Linked DNA regions of Mus musculus: all the other regions are linked to region 1. Evidence: chromatin contacts called from ENCODE POLR2A ChIA-PET data. All regions are on one chromosome and are shown on one strand. Each heading gives the region's core, a stretch centred on a gene start or an enhancer-like site at or near the end of the contact. The rest is flanking DNA. Distances are from core to core; before and after follow the strand shown.

Region 1 (3,002 bases), core at 171-2,670:
ACTCCAGTCTTGTTTTTTGCCGCATTGACCCGTGTCTGCTCGCTGACCAATGTCCACAGTTTATCCAGGTTGACTGTTGGGCAGAAGCTCTGGTTCCTCTTCAAGTGGTAATGCCGCATACCAACTTTCCCAAAGTAACCTGGGTGACTGGGGAGGGAAGGCAACCATCTTCAGAGCCTCACTGAGAAAACTTATCTTTGTAGTTGTCTCCTAGTGAGTGTAAGTGTTCACTACTGTAAACATTGACACAGCAGGCACCAGATACAATTTTTGAACTAAAAGTCAGGTCACTCAGTAGCACCCCCACTCCTTAAAGGATTCCCTAAATAGGGTGCAACGTAACTTTGAATGGGTTAACTTGACATATGTCACTAACCTGGTGACTGACTGTGCCAGAAAGTCCACACAGCCAGTGAATAAGGTCAGCAGTTATTCTTCGAGGACTTAAGCACACTAAGGCAACAAGCAATACCTGAGCGTGACTCTAGCCTCGGACAGGTCCCCTCAGTTCAAGTGCAGCGTTTACTTGCTAAAGCTAGCCATACCAAATGGTAAGAAGCCCGTTTCCAGGGAGACACCGTCCTAACTCACCCCTTCAGCCCCCACTTCCAAAACACTCACTATTTGTCAAAGTTGATCCTGTGGTGGTGCATGCCTCCAGCATTCCCGCGGCCGCCTGGGTGCTTGCGGTGCTTACCTGTCGGCACACAAAGCAACTTGTGTGACTTATAGCTGCTCACATGCCCTTATTCCTGCTCTCAGTTTACCATCCGTTTCTAAGCCCGATTTATCAAGACTCGGGGATAGAAGGAACATTTACGGCATTTCACATCCCAGCGGCATGTGTTTAACTCTCACCCCGCTACCAACATAAAGTAGGGGAACTGCAAGTGTTTCCTTCCACCCACGGATGTCTACTTTCCAACAAAACTCCAAAGGCCAAACGCCGAGGAGGCGCACACTTACCGATGCGGCCGTGGCCGTGGCTCACGTGGCCCCGGAGTTTCCGGGTCTTCCTCAGTCTGGATGGCTGCGTGGGAAAAACAGCAAAGTGGTTAGGCCTGCTTAGAGGATGGGGAGACCGGGGAGAGGGCAGCAATGCCTGCCTGCCCGGATCAGGCCTGCACACGAGGACTTGCCTTCTGGAGCACCGGCTAAGCCGAGGCCGGGACTCAGAGCGTGCTCAGCCGCCCGGGCCCGCACGTCCACGCGATCCCAGCTCTGGTCGGAACACGCGGCCCCACGTTCCTCGCCCCACACCCGAGTGGGTCATCCCGCCCCGCAGGCTACGCCCAGCCATGGAGACCCACTAGGACCATAGCAAGCAGCTGAAAGGCTGGGAAGCAGAGCCCCGACCCTCCGCGATGGAGCGGAGGCCAAGAGAAGACCTACCATGGCGGTGGCAGAAAGGGAAAAGGGAGGAGCTCACGAAGTCTCGCGAGGTAGCAGGCGCGGGGGCGGGACCAATGCTTCATTTCCGGCCAGGAGGCCGGCTTCGGGAAGGGCTCCTGACGTCACGGCTCCCGGCGCCCGCCTCTTCCTTTCCGTGTGGATGGGCGGGGTGAACCGGTGGCGCCCGCCCCCGGAAGCCCCGGTAGCTCCTCCCTAGTCGAGCGCCGCTGCGGCCGGTCATCGTCGGAGTGCACTGTTCTTTTCTGGTGCGGTTGGTTTTTGTCTCCGGGCAGCAATGGCGGTGGCTCAGAGCATCGGCAAGACTTCCGCAGGGCCTCTGACGTCCCTTAAAGGGACACTGCCCTTCTCTTTTGCTCTGGTCCTCTCTTCATGTCCTGCCAAATTTGAACAGCCTTCTGTGCTTCAGGGATCTAGATTCTGTAACTATTTTGTATAAACATCACATTTGAATTTTCTCCAGACTCTGGCTGGTATGCTTTTACTCCCCTGGACCCGAGGTTCCCAGCCCAGCGTGCTCCTCATACAAGTATTTTCCGTGTCGACCTTCTTGGACCTGTTTTGTTACTTGTTTACTCGAACTATCACACTTGTAACTTCTAATTGCCAAGTTACATTTTTCTTCCCGATAGAGCCCAGATTCTCTAAGGGTTCAGGACTGGGCAATTTTGCTTGTTTTCCTTTTAAATCCATGAGTTCCTGGCGTGTAGCCTGCTTGCTAACAAAAGTGGTACACTTGTGCACAAGATTCTAACCCCTTAATCTGTTTTATTGTTTCTTACTTGATCCGTTAAACTAAAGAATATTCTAGTCAAAACTCTCAGAAAGCAGAGTGGGCAAATCCTGTCTGTCTGCTAGCTTCTTGCTCGGTGTTTAGTCCATTACAATCTGGGCAGTTTGACTTTAGCCACACCATTTCCTCAAGATCTTGTATTTGTTTTGAGACAGGGTCTTACTCTGAAGCCAAGGCTGGCCTTGTACCTCCTGACTGCTGGAGTTACACTCCTAATCGATTGGCTAGGCATGATGGTCTCGAACTTTCTCGTGTGGGCTGTAATAGCATATCTATGGCTGTCCTTGTTCAGCTCCTATTCAGGCAGTCCTGTTGGTGATACTATGGGTGTGGCTTCTTACACTCCTAGGACACACAATTTCACAGTAAAGCCTCTGATCTCTGGCTCTTACAGTCTTTCCCTCGCCTTAGGTGGAGGGGTTGTTTTACAGATTTATCCAGTGGGACTGGACTTCACACCTCTGCATTTTGATTGGTTATAGCTTTCTATATCAGTTTCTTTCTGCCTGTTGCAAAGAGAGCTTTCTTTGAGGGCTGAGGACTACCATTTTCTGTTATAAGGACAAATATTAGAACTACCCATGCCTTCACTGCTAGTATCCCAGTACCACTCTTGATTTCCCTAACCTTAACCTTTTGATCCTCCAGTCTTAGCTTCCCATGTTCTGAGATTTTAAGCATGTACCCTCATGACCAACTCTTTCTGAACTCTAAAGAATAGAGGAACTACCTTAGTATTCTACTACTTCCAATAGCACTCCAGGCCACAATGGTAAGACCCCCAACATCCTCAGAGCGC
Region 2 (3,002 bases), core at 342-2,841, 230 kb before region 1:
TTGTTTCTCCTTCTTCGTTTTCTTTCTTCCTCCTCCTCCTCCTCTTCCTCCTTCCTCATTTTCCTTCTCCTCCTCTTTCTCTTTCTCCTCCTTTTTGTGACACAGGGTCTCTCCATGTAGCCTGTCCTGGAACTCACTTTGTAGACCAGACTGGCCTTGTCTCAGAGATCTGCCTGCCTCTGGGATCAAAGGCATCCAACGAGCATTGGCTCTGAAAAGAATTTTGAAGGAGGGTTCCTATGCTTTATCTGAAGGACATGTCAGACATACAGCTCTAAACTGATCCAAACTGGCTACTAAGTCAGCTTTTAGCAATCAGATCTAAATACCTCACCAACAAATTTTATCCTGACAGCCCTGCGATTAGTAGGACACCCCTTAGAAGGACAATTATCCCCACTGTGACAGGATGATCTACAATACCTCACCAACAAATTTTATCCTGACAGCCCTGCGATTAGTAGGACACCCCTTAGAAGGACAATTATTCCCACTGTGACAGGATTGTCACAAGAACTGGTGCGAAAGCATCTAGTCCTTTGGGCTAGTTGCCATTTAGGACTAAAAAAGGGCTAAATACATTTAATGCAATAGCACTTTGTGTTAGATTCTAGTCTAGTATCGACAAGAATCACATAGCAGAAAAACGCTGCGAAATTTCTACCTGTAAATTAAGAAAGACATTTCCACCAACCAGGAAAGGACCACTTGAAGGGGCGGGGTGGGGGTGTCTTATAAGTAAAAATTGAAAATCATAAAACTTAATCCCCTTTTATTGAAAGGAAGTGATTTTCCCTTATGACATTCAGCAAATCCCTAAGGGCTGTGATGAGCACGCTGCATCCCTTTCTCTACCCCCAGAGTCTCTACTAAGTGGAAAAAATATTTTAATGAGCAGCTCTATGTTCTCTCCAGGGTGCTCCTGAAGTATCTACAGAAAAAGACACCCCATGGAGTAGGGTCTGCGCTCCCAGAACTGACTGAGAGGTCAACTGTTTTAAATAGGCACTGCCTCACAGGAGCTTGGCTCCTGGATTCTCCACCTCCAGGAGTCCTGGGCGGGGGATGCTCCAGGGGCGTCCGCATCTTGCAAAGCCTGACTTGAGCCAGCCCAGATTCGCCGCCGTGGCCCACTTCCCAGTCCTAGACTGGACCAAGGCTGTCAGCCCCTAGTGGAAGCCACACCCGCGTGGACAGCTCACAGTTACTGTTGGGAGCCGGGCAGGAGTCTGTGTCCTGGAGGCGCACGGACCGCAGGTTCGTACTGAAGCCCCGGTGCGGAGCCTCGAGCCTCCATCGCCGGGTGGGCTTCCGATCTAAGGACGCTCGGGCTCTTCTGGTCAGGTCTCCTGAACAGCACCCTCTCGGCCTTCGCAGTTCCCGGGGATGGGGTTCACCCGGCCTGCGGGACTAGATCCGCATGGCCTGCTCCCTTGGGGTGCAGGATTCGCCAGCTCTGGCCGGGGAAGACCCCCAGCCTTTAGTGCACCCCCGGGGCCGCGACCGTGGCGGGCCTTGTGCACCCGGAACCGTTTCCGGGGCGGAGGCTTTCTCGCAGCTGACCCGGCGCGGACGGTGACGCGCAGGCCCAGGCGGAAGTGCGGGCGGAGGATCCCGAGCCGGATCCCGAGCCGGGCGCGGGGCTCGGGGCTCGCAGGAGCGGCTGGCTCCCGCGATGGCGAGCCTATGGTGCGGAAACCTGCTGCGGCTGGGCTCGGGGCTCAGCATGTCCTGCCTGGCGCTGTCGGTGCTGCTGCTCGCGCAGCTGACAGGCGCCGCCAAGGTGAGTCCCGCCCCGCCCGGCTCCTGACAGGAGCTCCGCCCCTGCCTCTGGCCTGGCAGAAACTGGGGCTGACCACTTGCTCCCCACTCTCCGGTCTCCCAATCCGACAGCCAAATCCCCCCGACCCCGCTTCACAGCCCGGGCTGGCCCTCTCTAGAGCATCCTAAGCCTTAGCCCCAAACAGTGCCAGAGCGGGGTCTATAACCCTCTGCCTCTTGACATTTCCCTTCCCAGCCCCGACGGGACACACCCGGAACTTTCCAGCCCTGGGAGCTTTGAACTTTCCACCCTTAAACTTGGGCAGCTCTCAGCCCCCAATCCAAACGGTGGGAAACCCTCATCTCCCTGAAATCTTCTCTAGTAGGGACTAGCTCCCCTCACCCTCATCTCCCCGAAGTCTTCCCTACTAGGGACTAGCTCCTCTCAACTCATTGATAAGCAGATTCCCTTGCCATGGTGGGGGCTCGAATCTCATGGCAACTACCCGTTCCCAGAAGGACCTGTAGGGCCACCCCACTAGCCTGATACTCTCACCAAGATCCCCTCCAGGAAAACACACACACACACACACACACACACACACACCCCTCTTCTGATAATTTACTAGCCTAGGAGAGAGGTGACAGGAAGTTGTGTCCTATTCCTCACTGTGTTTCTAAACCTTTTGGTCCCCATATATTTTCTGGTGACCCAGAGCTGTTCTGGCCCAAGAAAACATGTGCTTTCCTCCCAGTGGGCTAACTAATTTTGGGGCAAAATAGAAAGACTCCACGGTGTAGTGGGAAATAGTGACACTGCATTTTTAAAAAGTTTTATAATATTTTTAAATGTTATAAAGGGCTGGGAAAGATAGGTCACAGGTAGGCAGGTGTTTTTGAGCAATTTGGTTTTTTTTTTTTTTTCAGTCTTTCTGGTGTCATCAGAAATAGGGACAGCAAAAAGTTTCCCAACTTTTGAAATACTTCTAGTATGGACTCTCTGTATGGATGTCAAACATTACCATTTTATGTAGTGTATCATGATATAAACATCCGTCTCCCCTTGATAGGATTTGTCCCAGGAAACAGGAGCTGTGTCTTTTGCTTCTCTGAGTCCTCCTCATTGAGCACAGGCTCTGGCACAGTGGTTACTGATACATTTAGGACCTGTCAACAGCTCTGCCAGACATTTCATTGTACCTAGGAGTGGTGGATATGTCTCAGTGGGGACTAATGAGCCA
Region 3 (3,002 bases), core at 198-2,697, 130 kb before region 1:
AAAAACAAAAACAAACAAACAAAAAAAAGTCTTTTGTATTCAGACCAAACCCTTTTATCATTTCTAGACAGTTTTCATCGATTAAACTTTTAATTATAGATTTGAGGCCGCTTGTCCAAAAACATCTTTTGTCTGTGGGGCAGTTCACAGAACCTCATTCCTTTTCTTGTTTGTCATCCTGTGCATTATTTCTTTAATCTGTTTTTTTTTTTCATTGAAAATCCATTTCTGTAGCCATAATGTTCCTGACTACCTCATTTGTAGCATCTGCTCATTGATTGACTATGGATCTAATGTTTCTACCATTTCCATAGTCTGTTTCACCTCCTTAAGACTTGGTAGTCAGCCATTCTGTGAATTGATAGTATTTATCACTTTTGGGGTGGGGGTGGGGGTGAGGAAGGCACTCTGTTTTAGAGATTAACATGGCACTTCACTTCTACAATAAACGTGTTTTGTTTTTCTCTAACTGCTTAGATCTTTTTGGCATTTATTCATTCTTCTAATTTTACCATTTGATCCTCCTTTCATAGTTGAAGACTTTTATTTGTACTGTATTGAGATACTTTATCAGGCTCACTATATTTAGACACATACTTATTTTTATTTTAGATGTGTGAGTGTTTTGCTTTCATGTGTGTAAGTAGAGTCAATGCCCAATGCCCCTGGAGGCCAGAAGAAAGTGCTAGATCTCTTGGAACTGAAGTTGTGGAGAGTTGTAAGCTGCCACGTCCTCTGTCAGAGCAAATGCTCTTAGCAGCTAACTGAAAAGCAGCTCTCCAGCCACTCAGGCTCAGTATAAAGGGTTAAGGAGTTATGGTGCTCTTATTTCCAATGGTAGAGCTCTTCCCCGACCCCTGGAAAGACAGGGTCTTGTGTTGCCCAGGGTTGTCCTCAAATTTGGTATATATTTTAGGCTGGCCTTGAACTCCTAATATTTCTGCTGGCATTACAGGCAGGAGCCACCATTGCCTCATGATGGTGAATTTAATTAGTCAACTTCTAATTGCAATAAATATTCTCCCTATTTGGAGAAATAGCTGTGTAAGGGAAATAAAATCCTGAATCATATTTTGTTTTTGTTAAGGTTAGCAGGGGGGCTGGAGCTGGTGAGGTGATTCAACAAGTAAGAATGCTAGCTATGTAACCATGAGGAGCTGAGTTCAAATCTTTGGTTGGTACCTGTGTAAAAAGCTGTGTGACTATGCTAACCTATTTATTACTTCAGCATTGTGGGTGGCAGAAAAAGAACAATTTCTGGGGTTTACTGTCTGCCAGCTTAGCTCTGGGTTCAGTGAGTATGGGTCCACGGTCTGTCTTGTTGCTGGGGTGTGTGAATGCTGCTCTGACAGACACAATGGGAGTCACAAGGCTATAAATGTACCACTGCTGGGAAGCTCAAGGAGTCAGAACAGAGGGAGGGGCCTGTGGGCCAGTGATGAGCCAGGGGAGGGCTAACTCTGGCTTAGCTCATGGGTGAGTGTCCGTGTCCAGAGGGCAGAGGGACCTTCTGTGGGAAACTTAGGCAGTGTGGCTCTGTGTGATGAAGATTTCTTGACAGTCCTTACTTGTCCAAAATGTTTATTGGTAGTGAAAATAAATGCATACGACTTACTCAGGGTGGACCAGAGATTAAATACCTTTTGCAGGAAGGAATGTCCAGGAAGAGAAGCTTATTGTCTAAACCCTCGGGCGGGGCCCATCTAGATACCTCGTTATCACAGAGAACTCTGTGCTCCGAGCTACGTGACTAGTGGTCAGGATCTGCATGTGGGGTGTTGCGGTCATGTGCTCCAGGACACGAACTGCTGTCAGGAGTAGATGAAATGCCTGTCATTCTCAGATGTGAGAACTTACAGGGATTTCAGAATCCACTCAACCTTCCCAGTTTCTGTGACATGGTTCTACATGCCCCAAGTGAAAGACCCTGTTTCAAAGGAACAAGGAGGGGGGGAATGATAGAGCAGAACACATAGCATCCTCCTCTGGCTTCCACATGTAAACAAGGGTGCAATCCCCCGTGTACACATATACCTGTACCCCCACACTCCCACATACATATGCACGTACAAACTAGTACATGTACACATATACTCACACGCACTCTCATACATACCCAAACAAGGCCATTCGTACATGTGTGTGCGTGCATACATGTGCACACATACCCACACTCAATTAGCATGAAAAAAAAAGCCCTCCCACAATGACTTCTAGGTTGCTGCTTGCCTCTAAGGGCCACAGTACTGGCTTTCTCTCTGCAGAGTTGCCTGGCTCAGGCTGCATAAAACCTTCATGTAGAACAACATTCAGGAAATTGTTGGCAATCTAAAGAGTGCTTACCAAAAGTGAAACTCCAAGCACTGTGAAGGGCACAGAGACTTGGGTGTGAACCCTAAAGTATGTAAGAGAGGTGAGCATTTAGGAGGAGATAGCACTCCACTAGAGTTCCACTAGAACTGCAAGCTCTTGGGCATCCTGCACAGTAAGTGTATTAAGACTAACTCTGTGTGACAGGGAGACGTGGAGGACATAGACCCTGCCTCAGTGCCTATAGTAAGAGCTATAGATGAAAAGGAAGTGGGTAGATTCATGCGGCATACAGAAGAGCTCATGCTGTATATACAATGGAGACAATTATGAGGCTATAGAAGAATTGGCTGGGAATGTAATGGTGGAGGAAGGCTGATGTAAAAGTGGAGTACAAGGGTACTGATCTTAGCCTTTGGAGGTCACTTTTTGGAAGACTGACAAAATTTGACATGGTGAGAGAAAGGAAAAGGTGAAGGACATCCTGAGACACAAAGTGGGAAATATTTATAAGCAGACATTTGTTACCATATGTAGATTCCGCTTCACTTTCAACAGTGATGACTGTGAGTCTCAAGGAGTGGTGCTCTAGAGCCCAGGGGCCCATCAGTCTGCTGTTGTTTGGGGGATCCAAGAACACTGCCTAGTGCTTGTCTCCATCCAAGGAGAGGCATGGCCTCCATGACAGCCCC

What was found. ChIA-PET counts read pairs that join two places held with the same protein, here RNA polymerase II (POLR2A).
Region 2: POLR2A ChIA-PET joins it to region 1 with 18 read pairs in Patski. The contact joins the promoter of Tmem9b here to the promoter of Rpl27a in region 1. POLR2A ChIA-PET finds 5 or more read pairs at or near these places in 3 of 5 experiments (Patski and embryonic stem cell).
Region 3: POLR2A ChIA-PET joins it to region 1 with 24 read pairs in embryonic stem cell. The contact joins the enhancer-like site here to the promoter of Rpl27a in region 1. POLR2A ChIA-PET finds 5 or more read pairs at or near these places in 4 of 5 experiments (Patski and embryonic stem cell).

The regions. Positions count from the first base shown.
Region 1 is chr7:109,517,613-109,520,614 of GRCm38, reverse strand. It overlaps Rpl27a (ribosomal protein L27A), which reads right to left and starts at 1,420. Exons shown (of 5, transcript NM_011975.3): 1 at 1,393-1,420; 2 at 967-1,030; 3 at 622-697; 4 at 1-147. The coding sequence starts at 1,395. Snora3 (small nucleolar RNA, H/ACA box 3) reads right to left here and starts at 483; the gene lies at 364-483.
Region 2 is chr7:109,750,852-109,753,853 of GRCm38, reverse strand. It overlaps Tmem9b (TMEM9 domain family, member B), which reads left to right and starts at 1,591. Exons shown (of 5, transcript NM_020050.1): 1 at 1,591-1,783. The coding sequence starts at 1,676. It also overlaps the pseudogene 4930431P19Rik.
Region 3 is chr7:109,647,761-109,650,762 of GRCm38, reverse strand. It overlaps a transcript of Denn2b not described here. Among named protein-coding and RNA genes, the nearest start is that of Denn2b, 32 kb to the right of the region's middle. Within about 2 kb of position 1,447, at least 1 of the 3 ENCODE cell types and tissues checked has a DNase peak (open chromatin) inside an H3K27ac peak, as active enhancers do.